Regions from separate parts of the Mus musculus genome. Here region 2 is linked to region 1. The links are chromatin loops, found by intact Hi-C in ENCODE. Cell type or tissue: left cerebral cortex. All regions are shown on one strand. Each heading gives the region's core, and the rest is flanking DNA. Links, peaks and the distances in the headings are about the cores only.

The links. A loop is a pair of places that touch in the nucleus more often than their neighbours do. Peaks named below come from ENCODE experiments on the same cell type or tissue, not always from the same donor. Only the 100,000 strongest peaks of a DNase experiment are listed, where the experiment ranks them.
Region 2: a loop joins it to region 1, with 6 times the contacts of the local background. A loop is called at or near these places in 8 of 42 quality-filtered maps.

The regions. Positions count from the first base shown.
Region 1 is chr15:75,611,722-75,622,997 of GRCm38, reverse strand. Zfp41 (zinc finger protein 41) reads right to left here and starts at 6,314. Exons shown (of 3, transcript NM_001044718.2): 1 at 6,178-6,314; 2 at 3,307-4,954. The coding sequence starts at 4,797. The coding sequence ends at 4,201. In left cerebral cortex, for the core only: a CTCF peak has its summit at 6,352; DNase peaks (open chromatin) are centred at 6,444, 7,112, 7,387 and 7,742; H3K4me3 peaks cover 2,113 bases; H3K27ac peaks cover 2,203 bases.
Region 2 is chr15:75,559,355-75,570,630 of GRCm38, reverse strand. It overlaps Ly6h (lymphocyte antigen 6 complex, locus H), which reads left to right and starts at 3,449. Exons shown (of 4, transcript NM_011837.3): 1 at 3,449-3,868; 2 at 4,372-4,499; 3 at 4,932-5,048; 4 at 5,290-5,886. The coding sequence starts at 3,867. The coding sequence ends at 5,525. In left cerebral cortex, for the core only: no CTCF peak of the experiment used is centred there; DNase peaks (open chromatin) are centred at 5,143, 5,253, 6,283, 7,226 and 3 more places; H3K4me3 peaks cover 2,602 bases; H3K27ac peaks cover 1,908 bases.

The sequences.
Region 1 (11,276 bases), core at 1,445-9,444:
CTGCTCTTCCAGAGGACCAGGATTTGGTTTCTAGCACCTCTAAGGTGACTAACAGCTAACTGTAATTCCACTTCCAGAGGATCCAACAGTATCTTCTGGCCTCTGACAACACTGCATGTATGTGGTAAACAGACAAACACAAAGAAATAAAGATAATCAAAAAACAATGTAAATGCATGCCAACATACAAAGAACTTTGCATCACTAAAACCCCAGGCACAAGCCAGTGCAATACCTGGACTTTCTTTTTTTAAGACAGAGGTCTTACTATATAGTCCTGACTATCATGGAACTGGCTATGTAGACCAGGCTGCCCTTGTACTTAGAGATCTGCTTGCCTCTGCCTCCAAAGTGCTGAGATTAAAGATGTGTGTAGCCACTCCTGGCCACACCTCAATTTTCACACACCAAGTCACTGAATTCTAGTTGATTCTTCGGAGTTGGGCACCATCATCCCCACTGTACATTGAGACACAAGGTTCAGCAGTACACCCAACATGGCCAGATCCAGGCAAGGAGAAAGCTGCAGCTGACAGACTCATCTCATGTTCTCGCCACCTCCTTTCTCCTCATGGGTCAAGACATTGGCTTTAACCATGGTTCTCTGGCTATGTGTGGTGCTGTGGGCCTTTAATCCCATAGCCTAGGAAGCAGAGGCAGGTGGGTCTTGGTGAGTGGAGGCCAACCTGGTCTACTCAAAAGCAAACAAAACAAAACAAACCAATCCAAACCAAACCAAACCAAATGCAAGTAACTTGATTCTTCTTCTCAAAGAACCCTGGGCTGGGGTATAGCTGAGTGGCAGAGCAACAGCCCAGCACTCACAAAATCCTGGTTCCATCTCCAAGACCACAAAAGCCAAAAAGTGACTGTGAACGAACCTGTGTGTGTGTGGGTGGGTGGGGAGAGGGGGTGGATAACTCAACCATGCTACCCAGACACTGCCACAGTGTCTCTCAGGGCCAACCTGGGGCTATCTGATTGAACGGCACTGTCCGAGCCTGTCCCATACATCCTGAATGTAGAGAAGACATCAAAGAATAGATTATTTGCAATTTAATCCAGAAAGGGTCATGTGGCTCAGTTAGGAAGTGGCTGAGCTGGGATCAGCTATGTTTCTCTTTAAGTTAAGGGCTCTTTATGCAGCCATGCAAAGTGACAAGAGTTATCAGAGCACTGCACAAATCGAATCAAATCAGACAATGCAGGCAGCCTTGGGTTGTGTTTGACTAATCTCCATTGTTGTAAAGTCTGTGTCCACATTGTCACTCTTCTGGAACATCAAACTGCTGCAGTCTAGTTCTGGCACCCAGGGCTCCAGATGTCCTTAAGCCAGCTTTCTGACCAACAGCTAGCTCTAGCTCTGAAGGAAGGGCTAGGCTTACAGAGGGCTTGGCACACCAAGCCTGCAAGCTCTCTGTGGCTCCAACTCTCTTACATCCTCATGAAGAATAGGGGTCAGAATCACGTGTGGTGGTGCATGCCTATAAAGCCCAGTACTCTAGAAGCTCAAGCAGAGAATCATGGAGAGTTTAAGGCCGTCAGTCTAGGCTACACAGTTAGTTCTCAGCAGCCTGAGCTACACATCAAGACCCTGTCTTAAACAAAGTAAAAATGAGAACCTGAGGGAGCACTTTGCCCTATTTTAGCCATTTTGATAGTTTACGCCTATGACTCCAGGCTTAGGCAGGACTGTGAGTGAGGCCAATTCAGGCTACACAGTGAGATCCAAGACAACCTGGGCTAGAGTGAGACCCCCATCTCAACAAAATAAAACAATAAAACAAATGGGCTGGCAAACAAGTCATGGCAGCACCTCTTTCTGCCAAATTTGGTTAGGACACGGCCACACCCATTCATTCTGTGCCCTCTGTAAGGACTGTGCAGCATGTGAACAGGTGAGTGGCTGTGTGGCTGCAAAGACAAGAACAAAATTCATGTGGAATGACACTGGGCCACCCTGCGGAGTGGCCCTCTGGGTGTATATGAACACACACACTCTGCCTTTGTGGCCCTCTGGGTGTATTATATGAACACATACTGTCTTTGGTTTCCCCTCAATACTGAGGGAACTGAAATCCTGTACCCTAAAACCTTAGCACACATCCTTAAGGACAGGGCTACAGGCTGGGAGCAGGATGCTGCCTTGCCACCTGGCAGCATTCCAGGCTTCCAATGTCCCTAGAGTTTGTGGGTAACCCCTCTATTCCAAGACCATGCTGCCCAAGTATGCCATGTAGCTCCTACACCAGCTGATACTCATCTTCTCACAATTTCACCTCATTAGATTTTCATATTAGATTAAGCCTTCCTCTCCCATGGGGATCAAGACTGGTAAAATACTCCCGGGGATGCTTGCATAAGGAGAGTGCAGTGTGGGAAAACCTCGACCTGGAAGGTTCTGCTCCATGAGGAGGGAGGGGCAGTAAAAGCAGCCTGGTCCAACAGCAGCCCCGGCTTGCACTTCCTAACAGTGCATCAGCAAACCTGGCCAGGTCAGTGCCACAGGAGGCACCAGAGACACACAGTGTTGTTTCAGCTTCTAGAAAGAGGACGGCTAACCTTGTCATTGTGGCAACTGTCTGAAAAAGCAACTTAAGGGTTTCTTTGGCTCCTGGTTTGAAGGGATACAGACCATCATTGTGGGGAGTGTGACACGACTGGTCAAATTACTACAGTTGGGAAGCAGAGAGATGAATGTCGGGCTTTTCTTTTTAAACCTCTGTGTATGTCTCTAGTGCTGTCTGCATGGAGGGCAGGGGGGAGGTCAGAGGACAATTCTGAAGCATGGGGGAGGTCAGAGGACAATTCTGAAGAGCTGGGTCTCCATTGCCATCTTTTGCATGGGTTCCAGGACTGAACTCAATTGTCAGGCTTCTGTGAGAAGCAAGTGCCTTTGCCTGCTGAGCTGTCTCCATGGCCCAGCTTTCTCCTTTTGAATTCAGTCTAGGACTCGAGCCTGTGTGATGGCGCTACCGACATTTAGGTAGGTCTTCCCTCTTCCGTTAAATCTCCCTGGCAACACCCTCACAGACACACCTGATGTGTCTCCTAGGTGATTCTAGATCCAGTCAGGTTGACCATGCAGATTACCACACCTGGTCAAACATTCCAACCAGGGAACATAACCACCTGCATCGTTTGGGCAGTGCCCTCTCATGGTTTCTGTACCTGCTGACAAGCCCTTCTCTACTTCTGGCTGAGTCCTCTTTCTGGGACCCTTTCTTCAGGGCAGACGCCCCAAAGACCAAAGCCATTATTCGTTACTTTATGTCCAAATCGCTGCCAACTTTCCCCCCAACTTACCCTCCTGGTCAGCAGTCACTTGCTGTCTTTAGAACACAGACCTCACACAGCATCATCGTGGGGCAGACAGTAGACAGAGTCACGTGGTCTTGCCCTGCTGACCAGCAGGAAGTGGAATTGACCGGAATGGCAGGCTGCTGTGGGGTGGGGCCACAGTTGTTTTTCAAGGTGCAGTGGGCAGAAGCTACTGATGGCACCCTGGAGCTACAAGGCCTAGCCTAAGAAACCTGCCACTATGCCAGGGTGCCAGGGTCTGCTGAGGCTTTGGATGGATCCAGGCTACTTGTCTACGATGTGGCTGGGACAAGAGAAAGCAGTGTAACCCAGCTCTAGGCCCAAGGGTTGAGCTCAAAGACTGTGGTTTCAGCCAGAAGAGTGAAACTCTAGGATCACTGAAGTCAGCTGCACAGAGATGAGCAAGCAGGACTTGGTGCTGTCCTCAGAGTTGGTCAGAATGCTGCCTGTCATCCACCTCAGGGTTCCTCGCCCTAGCAGACAGCATGGGGCTGAGCATACAGAGTCAGAAGTCTTCAAGAGAAGAGACAAAAGCACCGTGGTTGGTGCAGACAGAGGCAGCAAAGGAAGGCAGTGGCCCTTGCCAACAGGGGTGTCTCTTTAGCTCTACAAAGTTCTCAGCGACCCAAAACTGTTCCAAAGATGGCCCTGAGTAACATAAAGTAGTCTGGAAAATGGCTGGAGCTTCAGGAAGCTCCGGGAAGCACCATGTTACTACTAAGTGAAGACTCGAAGGGCAGAAAGCCTCTGTGGGCTCTCATGTCTGATGGGTAGATTTTCCTCTCAATGACAGATGGGTGGCTGGATGAGCATACTGCGTAAGACCTCTGGACCATCATCAGGTGTTTGACAAGGATCCATAGCTGTAGACCGCCCTGCTCAGTGCTTCTTCCTCGGATGACGCTTCCGATGCCGGATGAGGCAGGAGCTGTAGGCGAAGGATTTTCCACACTCCTCACAGCCATAAGGTTTCTCTCCAGTGTGCGTTTTCTGGTGTTTTAGAAGGTTAGAACCACAGTTGAAGGCTTTTCCACACTCCCCACATTTAAAGGGCTTCTCACCGGTGTGAATTCTTTGATGTTTGGTGACATCTGAGCTGTGCCTGAAGGTCTTCCCACACTGGTCACACTTAAAGGGCTTCTCTCCAGTGTGAACTCTCTGGTGGCGAATGTGATCTGTCTTGTGTTTAAAGATCCGTCCACATTCACCACACTCATAGGGCTTCTTCCTCTGAAAAGGGACAAACACGGGGACACCCTCAAAGTCATCTTTAAACGAGGCATCGAAGGCATCAAAGATATGTGCTTCGTCCTCGGGGCTCAGGACAGGTTCTTTTCGGGGTCTGCGGGGCTTTCTTGGCTTCTTGGTTGCCTTTTTCCCCTTTGATGTTTTCTCTCCCTTGACAGTGGCCTTTTGCGCACCTGCCTCCTCCTTTGGGGCCTGACTCTTCTTTTTCCTAGTTGCAGGCTTTTCCATTGCTGCTCTTAGGAAGCAGGAAACCCCCCTGGAGGCCAGGGAAGGCTGAGGGTTTTCAGACAGTGGCTGCCTGGCTCCTTCTCTGGGACTTCGCTGTCAGGGACAGCTCCTGCGTACGAAGCTGCATCAAGCAGACAGAACCACGGTCGTCTTGCTTCTGGAGGCAAAAGCATGAACAACAGGTCAGAGGCAGCTCTTAGCTCTCTGCAGCTCCACTGTCTTTCCAGCTGCTCACATGATGAGCCCCTCAGACTAAAGTGGACTCCCCAGAGCTCTAGCCCCAGGCCTATAAGCTGAGCTCAGAGCCTCTGGTCCACTGTATGCTCATCTCTTTGAGTGACTCTCTCACTCAGCCACAGACACTCCTGGGCCTGAAGACAAGATTTTCACTCATCCCAGAGAAAGCCATAGCCATCATGGACCGATGGCCATTTTCCACCTCCCCAAACAGAACCTTCCCCGTTCTTCCTTATCCTCTCTACCCGCCCACATTGGGACTGTGCAAACACCCTGGAGTAGGAAGTAACTCTACCATACAACAGCCTGGTTCTGAGCCTGGAAAACTCAGGGCTCTCCTCATAATCCACAGCAAACCCCATCAGACCCCCAAAGGATGCCTCTTGTATTGATGAGGCTCTCTCTATGTGACCCCTCTTTATCTCTAAACCTGCACCATCCCCTTTACTCCCAGAGGCCCAAAGGGGTGGGCTCTGCTGGCAGTTCCATCTAGAGCACCCACACTTTCCCAAAAACACTTTGGGAACACACTGTATTTTGTTCTAAGCATTTGACAAATACCCACATATCTAACCCAGCAGATAAAATTCTTATCCGGATTCAGAGTCCAAGATCCAGGCGGCTAGGTGACTGTTTGCTCTATGTCAGCATCTGAAAGTGTTTGTCTTTTGTGGGACAGCTCAGGAGACACCTGAGAGTCCCTGTCTGCAGCATCACTCAGTACCAATTCAAACACCATCACTCTGGTGAGAGGAATGACAAGCGGGACCCAGGTGTCTGTGTCTGCTCACCAAGGACCATCCTCACTGAAAACTTAAATAGTCATTAAAACCAGAGAAGACCCCAGCGACTTAGCTTATTGCCCCCTCTCTTCACAGGCCTGTGCACAGGAGTAGGTGCGAGTGATTCAGGCAACTTAGTTGAATTCCGCTGACCTAGGGACTCAGGTCCATCAAGGAGCTGCTGGAGCCGGCAGGATAAGGCGCTCAATGCATCCAGCAACAAGGGGCTTCGCTAGGTAGCCCGGCCCACCTTCCCCGCCTCCAAGGACCTCTGCAACACCGCCGAGGTGGTCCACAGAGAAACGACTCAGAAGCCGGCCTTCGCCCGGTCGGGGCTACCGTGCACACACGCAGAGAGTACCTGATGGGTGCCGAGCACAGACGCCGGCGGAACGTGGCCGTAAGCAGGCTGACCGGCGGGCGGGCGACCGTTAACAATGCCCACTTGAGCCCGCCACTCCCGCGCCTAAAGGCGCCCGCCCCTCTGGTGCCGCTCTACCTTCCCCGGCCTCTCGGTGGTGCTGCCGCGCACCCTAAGCCCCGCCCACCGCTCGAAACCCACTCCAGTGCCGCTCTAGGACCCTTGCCGGGTTCTCGGTGGTACCGCCGCAAGCTCCGGAGCCCCGCCTGCTCGTTCACGCCCTTCTGGTGTCGCTCTAGGAGCAGCCGCCCGGCCTCTCTGTGATCCCGTGCTGCGGCCGTAGGCCCGCCTACCTCTCCCCGCCCCTTCGGGTCGGCTCTAGGAGACACTGCCCTCGCTCCTTGTGATGCTGTGGCTGCGGGCTCGAGCTTCGCTTGAGAGGATGCTAAGCAGGCGTCTGTGCCTGTGCAAGCTTCTGGGCTGCGGGCGGCGCCTTTCTCCCGGCGTGCGCCTCTTCTCAGGACTCCAAGCCTTCTTCTGCAGGCTTCGTGTTATTTCTCAGTCATCGGGTTTGCCATCTGTGGCACGCCGGGATGGCGGACCCAGTAGTGCACGGCCTGTAGCCCCCTGGAATCATCCGACCCCGCCCCTCCTTTCCGGCAAAGCCAGGGTCCCCTGCTCTGTCCTTAACGCGGGCCTTTACAGATATTTAAATCTAGTCACTTCTTGTGCTCTTTCGACTTTCTGGGTATATTCTCCACTATTATATTTGGTTAGGCTGGCTTAGAACTAGCAATCTCTTGCCTCGGTCGAGTCCTGGGACGATAGGTGTGGCCCACGGCGCTTGGAGAATGAAGTTATGAGAAACGAATCGAGAGCTGTTGTGTGCTTGGTGAAGTCTCCCTGGGGGCGCCATTTTACATGACTAGTACACAGTGTTAGTGCCTCCTGTGCTGCAGAAGCCTGTATCAAACCTCTAACAGACCCTTTCTTTAAGTGTCGTCTCCACCTCATCCGTTTAGATTCAACGCCAACATGCTAGATAAATGTAATTGTCCAGCGTGCAACTTGGCGGAGCTTGCCGATTATCATTCAGGCATCGCTGTCTAGATTCACAAGAGTGGCTGTGTATTGAATGGTGGTTCATTCAGCCTCCTGAACAGCTGCCTCTGCGCTGTGTGCATCACAGCTTTGGGATCCTTTGTCCACTGAAGGACGTGTTTACAAGGTTGTTGGGAAGCAGCGCCCCCCCCCCCGCCCTCCCCCCGTGCTGTTTCATTTCCCTGGGACCGTGCCCAGGAAGGCAGTTGCTAGGTCCCAAACTGCATGTTGCCTTTTGCAAGAAACAGACAAGCTGCTTTCCAGAGAGCCTGTGCCATTTCTCATTCATTCCTACCAGTGGCATGGGGCTTTCTGGCTTACCAGCATTTGGTACAGGGAGGTAGGGCATCTCCTTGCTTGCTTTCCCCAGAAGGTTAGTGGCCTGTGTGCTTCCTGCCATCTTTCATGTAGTCCCCAGTCTCTTACCTATCCTCTAATGAGGTGGGCTGAGCTGGATGCGCATAGACTGTTGGTATCATTCTTGTTCTTTTCAGCTCTCAGGCATGCTCCAGCTTGTCCCTACCCCCACGCCCCTTCATTTGTGGAAGAGATTCTGTTTTGGAGTGGCTCCTCTCTGGAGAATTATACCCTTCTCTTGTCAGTGAGACTCAACTGCTAAGCCTGTGGCTTGGGCTTGCTCACGTGGTCCAAGTTTTTCTCTAAGAAGACAATGAAGTGTCTTCTGCTAAGAAGCTCCAGTGTCTGGACACAAGCTCTGAGCCATCTGGACACATGGCCCCTTTGTCTGGTGGCCAGGATTATTTGCTGTGTACAGCTTAGGGTCGGCCTGAGGAGATGCTGTCTTCAGTGATATACAACTGAGACATGTCTGTTCCTGACAGTGGCCGTTCACATGGGAACCTGGGTAGTGTAGGGCCTCCCTAGTTGCAATGGATTGTCTTTGTGTTAATGTCACTGCCTTGTTCCTGCGTCACTGGCTTCTACAAACCACAAGGTCCTTGGAAGGGCAATGGTAATGAGTCTCCTTCCTCAGGATTTCCTGCCTTGGGGAAAGCACCTGCTCCCCTCCCTCCCCACCCCCCCATCCACCACCACCACCAGGATTTTTACAACTCAACAAGGAACAGTAAGACCACTATAAATGGTTGCTTTCTGTCCTGGGAGGCAGGAAGATTCCAGAGAGCCCCTGGACTCTGTCAGTGAAACTGAAACTCTTGTCCAGCACCAGCCAAGAACAAGAGCTAGTGACCCTACAAGTGAGTATTCGTTGTGAATACAAAATGTCAGAAACAGATAAACACATTTGTGTCTTTTTACAATATCAGAATTTATTGAATAACAAATAACAAATTCACAAGCTACATTGGCTTCTTTGACTGGTATTTGTCAAGTGGTTCAGATTGGCTCTTGCTAGTGACCGAGGCAAGCACAGCTTCTTTTATTCCTGTGAAGACTACTAATGTTAACACTCTAATTAGACCTCAACTGGCACACGGCAAGTATTTCTGGCCATAGGTAGGTTACAGAATGTCTGCAACAGGGTTAAGAAGATTGCTGTGGAATTCAGGGAGGCCATAGTGGAGGTAGAGGCAGGAAGCTGACATAGAGGCAGAGTCCCTGGTAGGGTGAGTGACAAGTCCTGTTAGGGAGCTGCTGCTAGGGACACTGGCAGAGCCACACCCCAGAGTTAGAGTTCAGCTGAGCTGCAGTGTGTAATGGAGCTAAGGAAGTGAGGTGAAACCTACACTAGTGTCATGGTACTAGAGGCAATGGGCAGCCCTGTGTCCAGATGGGCAGAGAGAGAGATGGATGGAGTTGACTCAGCGGTGAAGACCAAGCTAAGCTGAAGTTCCCATGGCAGCTGGGTTTTCTTTTCTTGCTGGCCCCTCAACTTGAACGTATATCAGGGTGGTCACAGGACAGGTTTGTGGGAGCTGTTCCCATTTTACTGTTGGGATGCTTTAAAATCTTTTTCCCCCTTATCTTTATGTCTGTATGAATACACGTGGAGACCACTTTGTCAGTCTTGTTTGAGGCAGGCTTTCTTTGCTGTTTGTTAGCTGGCCTGTGAGCTTTTGGGGATTCTCCTGTCTCCTCCTTCCATCTTGCCGTAGGAAGAACACTGGGATTATAGATATGTGCTGCCACATTGGGCTCTTCCATGTATTGAGTGAGGGTCACAGCTCGGGTCCTCATGCCTGTGCAATAAAAGCTTTACCCACTAAACTATCTTCCCAGTCCTATTTTTATTTTTTAACTTAAAAAAAAGAGTTATGTATGTGTGTGTGTGGTGGTGGTGGGGAGTGGGGACTGGAGAGATGGCTCAGTGGTTAGGAGCACTGACTGCTTTTCCAGAGGTCCTGAGTTCAATTCCCAGCAACCATATGGTGGCTCACAACCATCTCTAATGGGATCTAATGCCCTCTTCTGGTGTGTCTGAAGACAGCTATAGTGTACTCATATACATAAAATAAATAATTAAAATAAAAGAGGTGTGTGTGTGTGTGTGTGTGTGCACTTGAGTGTGTGTGTTCTATGAGCATGTTTGTGTGTAGGAGTGGATACCCTATAAACAGGCACAGGCTATAGGAAGACAAGATTGGGCATCTTGTTCTGTCATGCTCCGCTTTCTTCCCTTGAGACAGGGCCTCTCACTGAACCTGGAGCTAGGCTGGCAGGAAGCCCCAGTGATCCTCCTGCTCTCCCCCTCTGTCCTCCCCTGCTGCCCCAGCTCTGGGTTTATGTGCAGCCATGCTCAGCTTTTTACTTGTATTCTGGGAATTTGAGCTCAGAACCTCATGTTTGCATAGCAAGAACTTTAACCCCTAGACTATCTCCCCAGTCCCAAGAGTGGCTATTTTTATAGAATCATTTCCATATTTTTACTTTTATACCTTACCTGTGTTGTTTTGGTCAGAAGAATAGAGGATATGAATCATTTCCGCCTTGGGCGGAGACGTGGCATTCTGTATCTGACATTCTGTGCAGGGGTCTTGTTGTAAAAGCCATTGTCACCTCTCTTCAGAGTTAATCCAAATGGCTCTGTCACTCACCTGGGCGTGAAAGCCAGCTATTCCAGAAATGTTAAGAAAATCATTATGCCCAGGTTGATGGCTCAGCAAGTAAAGGTGCTTGCCACAGAGACTGGTGATTCTGGTCCCTAGGGTCCACATGGTGATGGCTGATTCTACAATAGCTCAGGCTTTGTTGGAAACAGACCTGTGGGAAGCAGATCTGTAATTCCAGAAAGCCAAATCTGCTTCCAGGCTGGGATAACTATAGGGCAGAAAAGTGGGAAGAGAAGTGAAAATGTTCCTTTTAGGCCCACTGTTGGCTGTTGCTAGGGGTAACGAAGGAAATAAGGCACATGGTGGGTAAAAGAACATCAGGTGACTAATAAGCATCTCTCAGGCCTTTTACCTGAATGGATAGACTGGGGAGTGCCAAGAATCAAGAAAACAAGTCACTGGGAACCAAAAACCTTTATGTTTCAGGAATTGTCTCTATTTAGCCAAAATGAAGCAGCTTTGCAAAGCAACGTGGTCCTGGCAGACAGGTCCCACCAGATTCTCTGCTGTGGAGAGAGATGTCTGGGGTGGGAGCCACCCTAGGACTCTAAGGGGGGGTGACTAAGAGTTCCTGTAAGTGAGGCCATTCAGGGTGACTGGAGGATCCATGCTGAATCCTGGGCTTATTGGTCCCCTAATATGTAAAACATTTGAGCTTTGGTGGATGCTAGGCCTGAGTGTGCTCTGATTCATGGGAACTTCCCTGAACATTAAGAGGCAATGGCAGCAGCGGTTAGATATGGAGGAAGGCCAGTACAGGTGAAACACACTAAGCTCGTCCCAAGGTTAGGCAATTAAGATTTTAGATTTTTCTTAGCAAGAAAATAATCTAGGAGTTGGTACGTTGCTGGGGTACTCACTGCATACCCCCATCTGCTGAGTGTAGCTACTTCATCTAAACTGGAACATTCTCCCCACCCCCACCCCCAAAGGAAGGCTCTTAAGACTCAGGTAGTAAGCAAAATGTGT
Region 2 (11,276 bases), core at 2,128-10,127, 53 kb after region 1:
CCTTCTTGTAAGCCAGTTTTCTGCTCAATCCTGTATTCGGGCCTCCCTTCATCACCCTCCTCCTTCTTGAAGTATCTTCTTTAAATGTTTATCTAGGGAAGAGTGGATAGTGGTAAAACTCTCTGAATTTTATCTGAAAACATGTATTTGTTCAAGTTGTGGTGCAGCGTACTTGTAATCCTAGCATTTGGAAGGTAGAGGTTCGGGGATCAGAAATTCAAGGCCAGGATAAGCTATATAGCAAGTTCAAGGCCAGACTGAGTTACATGAGATCTTATCTTTAAAAACAACACTCCCAAGTCCCCCAAACAAATACAGAATAATCAATCAAAAATGTTGAGTCAGTATACTAGCTTTCTTATTGCTCCGACATAAAATATCTCCATAGACAGCTTAAAGAAGGGGAGATAGGCTATGGCTCACTGTCTCTGAGGTGTCTGTTCAGGTTGCTTGGCACCAGGCTTTGGGCAGGACATCATGGAAGGAGCATTTGGTAGAGGTTGTTCTAACTTCTTGACAGACAGGAAGCACAGGGACAGGAAGGGCCAAGTGCAACTCCGCAGGATCTGTCCCCAGTCCCCATTTCTCTATCCCCAACTCCTACAGTTTTCAGAAAGATCCCAATAGTGCCAACACCTGGGCACTGGCACTTGGCTGGTAACCTTTGTAACTAAACATAGTCAGTGCTGTGGTACACACCTGGACCCTCATCACTGCAGAAGCTGAGGCAGAAGGGTAGTGGGTTAGAGGTCAGCTTGGGCTACCCGGCATGACCCTGTCACAAGAAAATAAAACCAAAAGAAATAGTTCTGTTGATTAATTATAGTTGTGTGTGTGTTTTTGGGTATCAGGGAGCCTTTAGATACACAACCCATTGTAGAATAATTAAATGAAGCCAATCAGCTTTTCAACCTCTTGGGTTTTCAATGAAGACACTTAAAATACTTTATCTTAGTAATAAAAAAAATACATTGTATAAACTATGGCTCTGGGCTGTGTAACAGATCTTAATGACTTATCCTTCTGTCTAAGGGAAATTGTGTCTCTTGGTGCCCAGCTCCTGGGCTTTATCACTCTTTCTCTGCTCTTCAAATGAGATCATGCACACATTCCCTCCTTAACATCCTAGCTAGCACTGTGGTATTTCAGCTTTTTTGGGAATCATCCTCCTAATTGATGTCACGTTTTACATTTCATTGTGGTCTGAATTAGCAATCATCCTCCTAATTGATGTCACGTTTTACATTTCATTGTGGTCTGAATTAGCATTTCCTTGGTAACCAATGATATTTAGTATTCTTCTGCAAACCTGTAACTACCTGTATGCCTTCTTTTGAGACATATTTAGTTAGATCCTTTGTTGATTTTGAGTCAGGCTGTTTGTTTTCTTGCTACTAAGTTGTTTTCTAGACTTTTGGTTATCTGAAATTTTGTTTTACTCCTAATTTTAGACAAAGGTGCATAAAATTCTGACTTAGGCATTTCTCTAGCACTGCAAAGATCCTATTTCACCCTCTTTGGTTTTGATTGCTCTGCCCCAAGATTCTTTAGAATTATCTTCTCTATTTTCTAGGTTTTCCTGTCTTTGGTGGGCTGCAATTTTGCTATGTTGTGCTTAGGTAAATCATCATTTGTTATTTTGCTTATTATACATCAGAATCTCTACCAACACTTATCTTTCACCAGTTCTGACTTATTTTAAGTAGACTGTCTCTAAACACCATCACTGGAATTTCAATTAGACTTTTCTTAGCTCTCTGCACACAATCTTTTGTGGTTCTAAACTTCTTATTTTGTGTTACATCATTGATCTCTTGTGGGCAGGAGTCCTACCACTGAATTATATCCTTAGCCTTTCCTGATGATTTCTTCAAATTTGTCTTCCAGCTCATAAATTCCCTCTTCATCTGTGTCTAATTTGCTGGCTAATTTAACTCTGTGCTAAGTTGTTTTTCTTTTTTAAACATCAACTTTATTAAGATACAATATATCACATACCACACAACTCATTCTTTATTGAATACATTTCAGTGACTTTTAGTGTATTAATAAAGTTGTGTATCCATCACCAGAATCTAATTTTAGGGCATTTCATTACTACAAAATGATTAGTCGTGTCCCAAGCCGGTCATTCCTTTCCCTCCCTGTACTTGGCTAATCTTTCTGTCTTTGTTGGATTCTTACACTTTGGGGCATTTCATGTAAATAAAAGGGTGTGACATGTAGGGTGTTTGTTGCTTCCCCCCCGCCCCCCCAGATTTCTTTTTCAGTGATCACCTCCTTTTCCTGGGAGTCCTTTTAAGGCCTGCATTGGTCTTTTTTCATGTGAGCGAAGTTTCTTTCTGTCAGGTAAACTTGCGGTTTGGCTTGGGGTTGTGTGTTTCTTCTTCTAGCATGTCTTAATAAGCACATTGGCTTTGTGTTCGAGGAGGTTTGTTAGTGTTGAGGGAAATCTAGTCAGGCCGCCTGCCTTTTCAAGCTGCGGCATGATGAACAGGGGTTCAAGGACCATTTACTCCCCTAAAAACACTTCTTACCTAGAAGCCTCACCAAGCCTCTGCTCTGCAAGAATCCATACTATAGCTCAGCCTGTCAACCTGAGTGCAGGCTCAGGCACAGCTGCTCTCACCCCAGTCTGATGGCAGGCTGGCTCTGGGCTCCACAATGGAGTGGAGTGCGGGACTTCTTTTGCAGAGAATTGTGTATGAACTAATTCTTATCCTCGGCACTCTCTTCATCTAGATCCCTTCTTCAAAGTGTCTAGTCCCTCTATTCCTCAGCACTTGTGAACTACTCAAGTGCTCACGCTGTTTGATCACCTGGTGACTTGTGTGACCCTGGGCAGGAGGAGGCTCTATTGCTAAGTGTTCTCCTTACCTGTAACTCAACACCGAGACACCAAGGCAACATGCATCTATAATGTGCTGTTTAGATCAAAGAGAACAGACTATACGCTCAGACTGACAGCAGAGGTTGTCACATCTAGCAAGGACTTGGTATTAGTGACAGTCATTTGTCTGGTATGAGGTTCTGTGGTGGGGGTGGGGCGGGCGGGCAGAATCCAAGGTGTGCTAGCTGCTTTTTCCAGGGCCTAGGGTTTTGAACACGGAACACCTTTCCTCCTGTGTGACAAGGGAGCGAAGGGAGCTGTGGCTTACCCTGAGCCCAAGAGAGCTGGAAGGGCAGGGGGGGAGCAGGAGCCCAAGGTGTGAACCTGGTGTGATCCTTACACAGGGGCCAGGATTGTCATCTCTGTGTGTGGGTGTGGTTGGTAACAAAAGTCCCTAGGGCTGAGTTGCCGGTGGGCGTCGTCATGGGCACTCTTAGGAGTAGAATTGGCTGGAACTATCGGATGCGAGGTGGATGCTGGGGAGGGAGGAGCCCCAAGGCTGGGCGTCTGAACCCCACAGCCCTACCTCTCCGCTTCCCTCTTTCGCTGCGTCTTTGTGCATTTTGCTTCCTTTAGCAGCCAAAGCTCTTCCGAGAATCTGCAAGGGACCTCGGCCAAGCAGAGTGGGAGGATCCTCCCACGCCGGGTAGGGAGGTGGAAAAGGGTGGGGGGCTGCTGCGGCGGGAGCAGGAGCGGGAGACCTAGAAGGGGCGTTGCGCGCGGACGAAAGGCGCCGAGGCCGGGTAGGGCGACCTGCTGAGTGGCCTCCAGCCCTGGGCGCCCCCCACCCCGCGCGTCTCCCAGCTGTGCGAGGCCCCCGCCCCGGTTCCGCCCCGCCCCTCGCGCGGGGTCCGCGTCTGCGGCTGCGTTCCCCGAAAGACGAAGCTGCGCCCCGGTTCCGGTCCGCAGGGAGACCGAAGGGCATCGCTCCCCGCGCCGTGCCCGCCGCTGAGCCCGGAGTGCGGACACCCCAGGGATGTGAGTGCGCCCCCCACCCCGAGGCCCGCACTCCACGCCCCGATTCGCGGTGAGCGCCGAGGCGCGCGCGCGGGGACCAGGGGAGGGGACTCGGCGCGGGGTTCCCGGCCCCCCAGCCCAGGGGTGGGGACGAGGACGGGGACGCGGCGCGCAACCCTCCCCCGCCGGCAGGTAAGGTGCGCTCCCTCCTCCCGCTTTTCCTGTCCGGACGCACCTACAGCTCCTTGGGGAGAGAAGACAATCTCCCCACGCAGGTGCAGGGCGAAGGCTGCGGGGACCTCGGGTGGCCACCTCACCGGAGAGGGCAGACCTCTTTTCCCTGGAGGGGAGGCTGTGATGGTGGATGCTCCCGGTGATGGGTTGGGGGTGGGGCATTGCGAGCTCCTGGACCTCCCCCCCCCCCCCCGCGCGCTTTTGATTCCTGGGGGATGGTTACATCTTCAGGCCAGAAAAGGGAAGGGTGTTTAGGGTTGGGTCCTCTGACCGAGGCTATTCCCCTCCAGGCCTGCGCCCCAGAGGACCCCCGCCTGCAGCCCCCGCGCCTCTTTCAGGCCCTATCGGAGCATGCTGCCTGCAGCCATGAAGAGCCTCGGTCTGGCGCTGCTGGCCTTGCTTCTCTGCCCCTCGCCGGGTGAGTCGGGGGCCCGCGGGGAGGGGTCATATCACGGGAAGCACCACTCTTAGATCTCAGCTCCAGCCACCGGGGGCTCTCCCCACACTCGAGGGCATCCAGCGCCTTTCCACCTTTCTTCTAGTACTGCGCAGATGTCCCTCATTCTCAGAGGTTCAGCGAGCTTCCTATTAAGTCGGGTGGACCTTTCCTGTCTTGGAACCTACCTATCTTTGGGGGTGCTGTGTGTAGGAGTAAGAGGATGCGGGAGGCAGGATGTGTAGGCACAGCACAGGGTCAACCTGGAGGCCCACTCTGGGTCTTGTGGGAGTGAACTCTTCTGTGAGCATGGTTCTGCCGTGATAGCTGCAGCAGGTTGGGGAAGAGGGGGTGTAGGGTCTGGCTGTCCAGACTCGGGTTCCCCTGGTTATCCCTCTCTCATGCCCTGCCTAGCCCATGGCCTGTGGTGCCAGGACTGCACCCTGGCCAATTCCAGCCATTGCGCTCCGAAGCAGTGCCAGCCCACCGATACCGTTTGTGCCAGCGTGCGGATCACCGACCCCAGCAGCAGTAAGCCTGGACCGGGTGAGGGGGCGGGGCTACTGAAAGCTAGATCTAGGGAGAGATCAGAGGTGTCCTCTGAGTTCCTCTTCCCTGGGACAAGATCATGACTTTGAGGCAAGACAACACTGGCTTGTTCCTCCCTGGTTCCACGTCTTAAACTGATCTGGAGGGTCCTGGGTTCTAGGGAAGGGACAGAGCTCAGATGGAAGTGGACCTTAGCCCCCATGCCTTCCTTCTTTCCCCCCAGGCAGGAAGGATCATTCTGTGAACAAGATGTGTGCTTCCTCCTGCGACTTCGTTAAGCGGCACTTTTTCTCAGACTATCTGATGGGGTTCATTAACTCTGGGATCTTAAAAGTCGACGTGGACTGCTGCGAGAAAGATTTGTGCAACGGGGCATCGGTCGCAGGACGCAGCCCCTGGGCCCTGGCTGGGGGGCTCCTGCTCAGCCTGGGGCCTGCTCTTCTCTGGGCTGGGCCCTAAGACCCCTCCCTCCCTCCTGCTGGGCTTTGGAGCTTGTCCCCTAAGCCTGTTGCTGCCCCTCCCCAGCCTGGCCTGGCTGGGGCTGGGACAGCAAGGGTTTGGCATCAAGGTCTGAGGCTCTCAACCTCCCTAGATGTGAGTGAGCCTTCTCCGTTTCTCCACCAGCTCCATATCCCAAGCAGCTGAATATCTCCAGGAGTCCAGACATCCTGGCAGGAAGCTGGGGTAGGGGGGAGGGGGAGGGCAAGGGACTGAGACCCTCCAGGTCTCCAAGGGGAGGGAGGTCAAGCCAGGGACAGCCCAACAGCCTGGCCTGAGGGGCATTAACTACAGAGAAATAAAGTCACTTCTGAGTCTTGTGCCCGGGTCTGAGCCTGGGTGTTGGAGGTGGGGCATGGTCTTGGTAGGGAGTAAGTGCCAAACTAGGCACCGAGACCGGACAGATAGGGGATGGTGGGAGTGTATGCTAAGACACTTGGGGATGCTCTGAGGAGGGTTGCTTAGGGCTGGGAGCTTGGGAGGGGACAGTTAAGGAAGGTGGGGTGAGAGCTGAGATGGACAGGGTGGCAATGCGGGGCTGCCGGGGAGGCGTGAGAACTTTTCAAGCTCACCATGGGTGTAAGATGTACTCCTTCATGCGTTTCCCAATGCACATGGCCAGCCTGGGTGTGCGCTTCCCCGCAGAACGCAGCCAGCGTCAACTCTTCTGCTCAGTCACGTGTTCACACTCACAGGTACCTGCACACACACCGGCACCAAAATATCCTCACCAGTGTCCCCATCACCCCATGTGATGTGTTCAGGTGCACATTCACACCCTTCCTAGGATGCACATTCGCCCAACTGCAGACACTGCTCTGGGCCTCTTCAGCTCTCTATGGGTGGCTAAAGACCCTGGGGTTGGTTAAGGTGGAAGTAGAGGTCTCACTTCCTGAACTCTGCCCCTTCGCTGGATATCTGCACCTCGCTGCTCCACTATGAGTTGTGATCCAGCATGGATGGAGTACAAAGGCCCAAAGATGCTGATTCCCGGGGAAGGTGGCAAAGGTGGGAGAAATGGGGAGGACTTGTATGGGGAGATGAGCTGTCCCGGTCTTTCCATCCCCTGCTGCTGATCTTCAGTTTCATCCCTGAGTCCACCCAGCTTCCTGCTGCTTGCCAGATGCTCCACAGATGGTTTGTGTAGCTGGGTTCACCCTGCGATGCTCTGGGAACACCCCAGGCATTCTCTGAGGCCTGAATGTTGGCCAGTGCTTCCTTCTCCCATGCCACCTGCGGCTGACCCAAACCCATGATCACTGCTGGGTCCTGGGCCCCCAGAAAGAGAACTAGTTCCTGTAGGCTCTAGCCTTGACACTACTCCTGGGACCTGCACATGAGTGACCAGAGTCAGGCTCAGGTGGGTGACCGGGAAGGGGGAGACCCTGTTGTCACTAGTTGCTGATGTCTGAGGTCTGTTGTGGACACAGCCAGGGACTTGTCCCTAGAAGTTTGGTTCCTTTTGCATTCGAACTTTGCCTCAATGGTCCCTTCTGCTCCTTACCTCCTTCTAAAGTGCTCCCCCTGCTTATGCCTGGTGCCTAGAGAGCACTGAGCACAGTTGGAGCAGGGGAAAGATGTCTAGGGAGGGAACAGGGAAGCTGAAGTGGTGGATGCCTGGGAGAAGTCTGCGGAGCTTCTGGAAGGCTGAGCTGCCAGCTGAAGATGAGCCTGGAGCTCACATCCTTTCAGTCAACTCCATGCGCCTAATGTGTTGCCTGAATGGTCTTTAAAAACAAACAGGGGCAAGATTCTCTGACCTCCCTGAAGAAATGCATGAAGTTAGAAGGAGAACTCTCTTGTACCTCTGAGGGGATCCTGAGGATGGGGTAGCAGGCACAGAGGGTTGGGTCCCCTCAGCAACCTTATTTGAGTTGCCAACATCCTAATCTCAAGGAGAGGTCCATTGCTAGCTTTGGTGTGGCATTGGGGTGCCTTCCACATCAGTGACAGGTACAAGCTCTTTGGACAGGGCTGACTGTGTCCCTTGCCCCCCCGCCCCCCGTTTTTTAAATTATTACATTTAGTTTTTATTTGCTTCATTGTGAATGTGTGCAGTGGAGCACACACGAAGGACCGAGGACATGGGGGGAGTTAGTTCTTTCTCTTTCCATCATATGGGTTCTGAGGATGCCATTCAGCACCACCCTTGGTGGCGAGAGCCTTTATGGACTGAGGCATCTCATCTCCCCTCCTGTCCTCTCCTGGCCCTTTTTCTCAGGAAGCTCCTTAGCAGCCTCCTTCCAGGGAGTTGTAGTTGGTGTCTTGTGGGTTTTCCTGACTTGTTCTGGGAACGGACGGTTCTGGTTTATTTAGCCAGCCCTTAGTAGGGACTCAGTTATTTTCAGATTTCTGACACTGGCTTTGGAGGGTCTATCCTTGTCCTCCTGCTAGGGGCTGAGGTGATCATGTATGAAGGGCTGATTTGAGAAACGGGGAGGCAGGCAGAGAAGAAATGCTAGGAGGCTATAGGTCCTCTAACAAGGCAATGGATCTCTCCTGTCTCCCTGTTACATCCTTTCTAGCTGTGTACTGTCAGGGGTTTCTGTCCATCCAATAGATAAAGGATAGAACCTTGCTGACATTCCATCTGACAACATGTCAGCAATGAATGTCCTTGAGGTTCATTGTCACAGTGTCCCTTGAGGAGTTCCTGATTCCTTCCTGCCGACCTTCCATGCCAGCACTGGCCCTTCCTGGCATACACAACTCTATGTAGGTTTGGTAGTTTGGTGGTTGCTTCCTTCTGTCTTGCTTTATGGTACCACATGTCTGCTATACCGAGGCTGGGAACATTGAGGTCTGTCTCAATGTCTGTTTTATACAGTGTGGGGCTTCCTGCCTCAGAACCTCCTCTGTCTTCTTGTGAATCCGTACCATGTGTTCTTGAATGTTGGCAGGCTTGGTAGCTGCACTCAGACATCCATCCATCCATCCATCCATCCATCCATCCATCCATCCATCCATCCACCTGAGCTTCGTTGTAGCAGGAGGGAGGGGGTTGTTCAAAGCTGCCACTGTCTTTCAGTCACTTATGAAACAGCCCAATCTCTCCACTGATTTAAACCACGACCTACACAACATGATGCATTCTTACCTAGACAGGATGCTCAAGAGCTGCCACCTCTCTGGTTCTGTCACTGGTCTTGGCTATGCCATTTCAATTGGAGGGAAACAGTTTAATGGCTGCTGAGGCAACTGACCTTCGTGATTCCTCTGGGAACATTGCCACTTCTGCCCTTGATTCTTATATGGACGAAGTCTCCCATAGCCAGAGTCTCTTGATAGAATCTGTTTTAGAGTTTGCTCTCTGGGGTCTGATACTGGAGTGCAGATACACCAGGGCTCCTGGAATGGTATCTCTCTAAAGGACCATGGAGCTCTCTTCCCATGGGCTGCTTGCCTCTCTAGGTGTGAATGGCTGGCCTCTCCATAGCTTCGATGGTAGTGTAACAATAGGCCCTTTTCTTTGAAATCCGGTTAGTCATATTTGTGCAAGAAGCTGATGTTTTTTGGCTTCCTGTCCCCCCACCCATAAATGGTTAGTGAACCATTTATAAGCAAGCAAATGAGAGCTACTGACAGGTAAGTGATGGGCCCTGAGTTCCCTAGCCTTTGTACCTCCAGAAGCCTAACCCCCCCCTTTTGCTTCTCTGAGAGCAGAACAGACACCCCTAAGAGGAGTTGCTCAGACATTTCAAAATAGGGAGCATGTAGTCAAGGGGACGGGGGGGGGGGTCCACTCAGCTAGGACATCCCTGTTAATGGGTGCCCTCCCAAGGTCCCAGATCTGAGGGTGGTGATGGGGTGATGGTGGGCCCCAGGCAGCCCCAGAAGAGCAGCTTGGAGGAGTTGACAGATACAACAAGGATGAAGATGCTCTTGGCTAATGACCATTGGGCTGACACAGGTTTCCACAGATGCCTGAGTGACAGATGTGCTGTCTGCTCTCCCCACTCTCTATTAGCCACCACCACCCTGGGAGGATGACACGGATGGCTGCTTTGAATAAGACAGGTGTAGGCTGCCTTGGTGAGTAGCTAGGTCTGGAAATAAAACAGCAGGAATACTATCATTATGCTCCTTATCTAGCCGAGTGGTGGTCCCTGCACATATACACTGTCTGCTCCAGTGCAGACCCCAGTGTCTGTCTGATGCACATGCAGAAGGCTTAATGGGACTTGGTGAGTTGAAGGCAGTGTTCAGCAGAGACACATGCTGCACCAGCTATATGGCCCTAACCCTGGGATAGCCGATCTGAGCCACCTCTCCCAAAGTCAAACATGCTCACAACCTCTGAGCTGCCCACGAGACCATGGGGCTAGGAGGCATAGTTTAAAATCCCTGCAGCAGGAAGGTGGGATCCACAACACTGAGGCTGACCAGAAACACAGAAGTTTGCACCAGTGAAACAGATACAGAACACACTACAATTAGCAGGGAAGGAAACCCCCTGCCTCTAAATTCACTACTGTTCCCACCAAGGTATAAAAATCACATGGTCTCCAAATGAAGACATCTAACCTTGATTCCAGTTTTCCCATTATTTTGTTCAGTTTCTGTGTTCATGGCACAGAGTCCTTGCAGAGGGTGACTGAGTAGTGACAGTGATCCAGGAGTCTCTTCCCAGAAGGCCTTCCCACTACCTTAAGAGCTACACTCACCTTTGCTCACATTAGACTGTTTATTCATATTTCAATTCGATTTTACAAGTCAAGAATGGCTGATGAATTTACAAGAGAAGCTCTCTCCCATCTGTTGACACAACCAAGTGTGCCACCAGCTTAATGAGCAGATAATGTGGTGAGTTGCATTGTCAGGTTTCCTGATGGCAAGCCACCTAGGTCCTGGTGACATTATTTCAAATGCTCCCATATTTAAACAGGCAGTGTTTGGTCAGCATGTTTGTGTCAGATTTGTCCGAGGTGCTCTGACATCTTCATCAGAGGCGAGTTTAGCACCGTGGCTGCTAGACAGTGCCACACGCATCCCCTGCCTTCCGTGTTCTGCTTGGAAACCAATGGAATCCTCCAACATCATGGGCAGCTGTCTGTCAGCAGCAATGGGTACCCTGTGCCCTCCCCGCTCTCTCCTTTCCTCATGGGTACAGGGAGTCTCTTCCATGGTGCTGAGCACACATGCATCTCCTTCTGCACCTGATGTGCCCAGTTCATCCCATTGCTACCTCTTCATACGAGAGAAGTAGATTTGAAAGAGATAGGATATCAAGAGTAAGACAGGGATCAATGGTAGAGCACTTGTCTAGCATATACAGCCCCTGGGTTCAATACTCAGCTTCCCTTAAAAACAGAAGCGTGAGGCTAGACAGATGGCTCACCTGTTAAGGGCTTCTGTTGCAAAGGACCTGAGTTCAATTCCCAGCACCCACATAGTGGCTCAAAACCATCCATACATTCAGTTCCAGCAGATCCAAATCTTTCTTCTGACCTCTGTGGGCACCAGGCGCATGTGTGATGCAATACACACATACAGGTAAAATATTAATACATATAAAATAAATCTTAAGGAAACAAAGAGAAGAGGAGAGGAGGGGTGGGTAGGTGTTGAGTTGGAAGTCTTCACTGATTTTCAGGAAATGCCAGACTGCCTCCATTAAGATTTCTCCTCCCTACTCCTTGCTATCTGACCCTCTTTGAGAGTTACACCCTCCCAACACGGTCCTGAGGTGTGAGGCAGAACATCCTGCTTGAG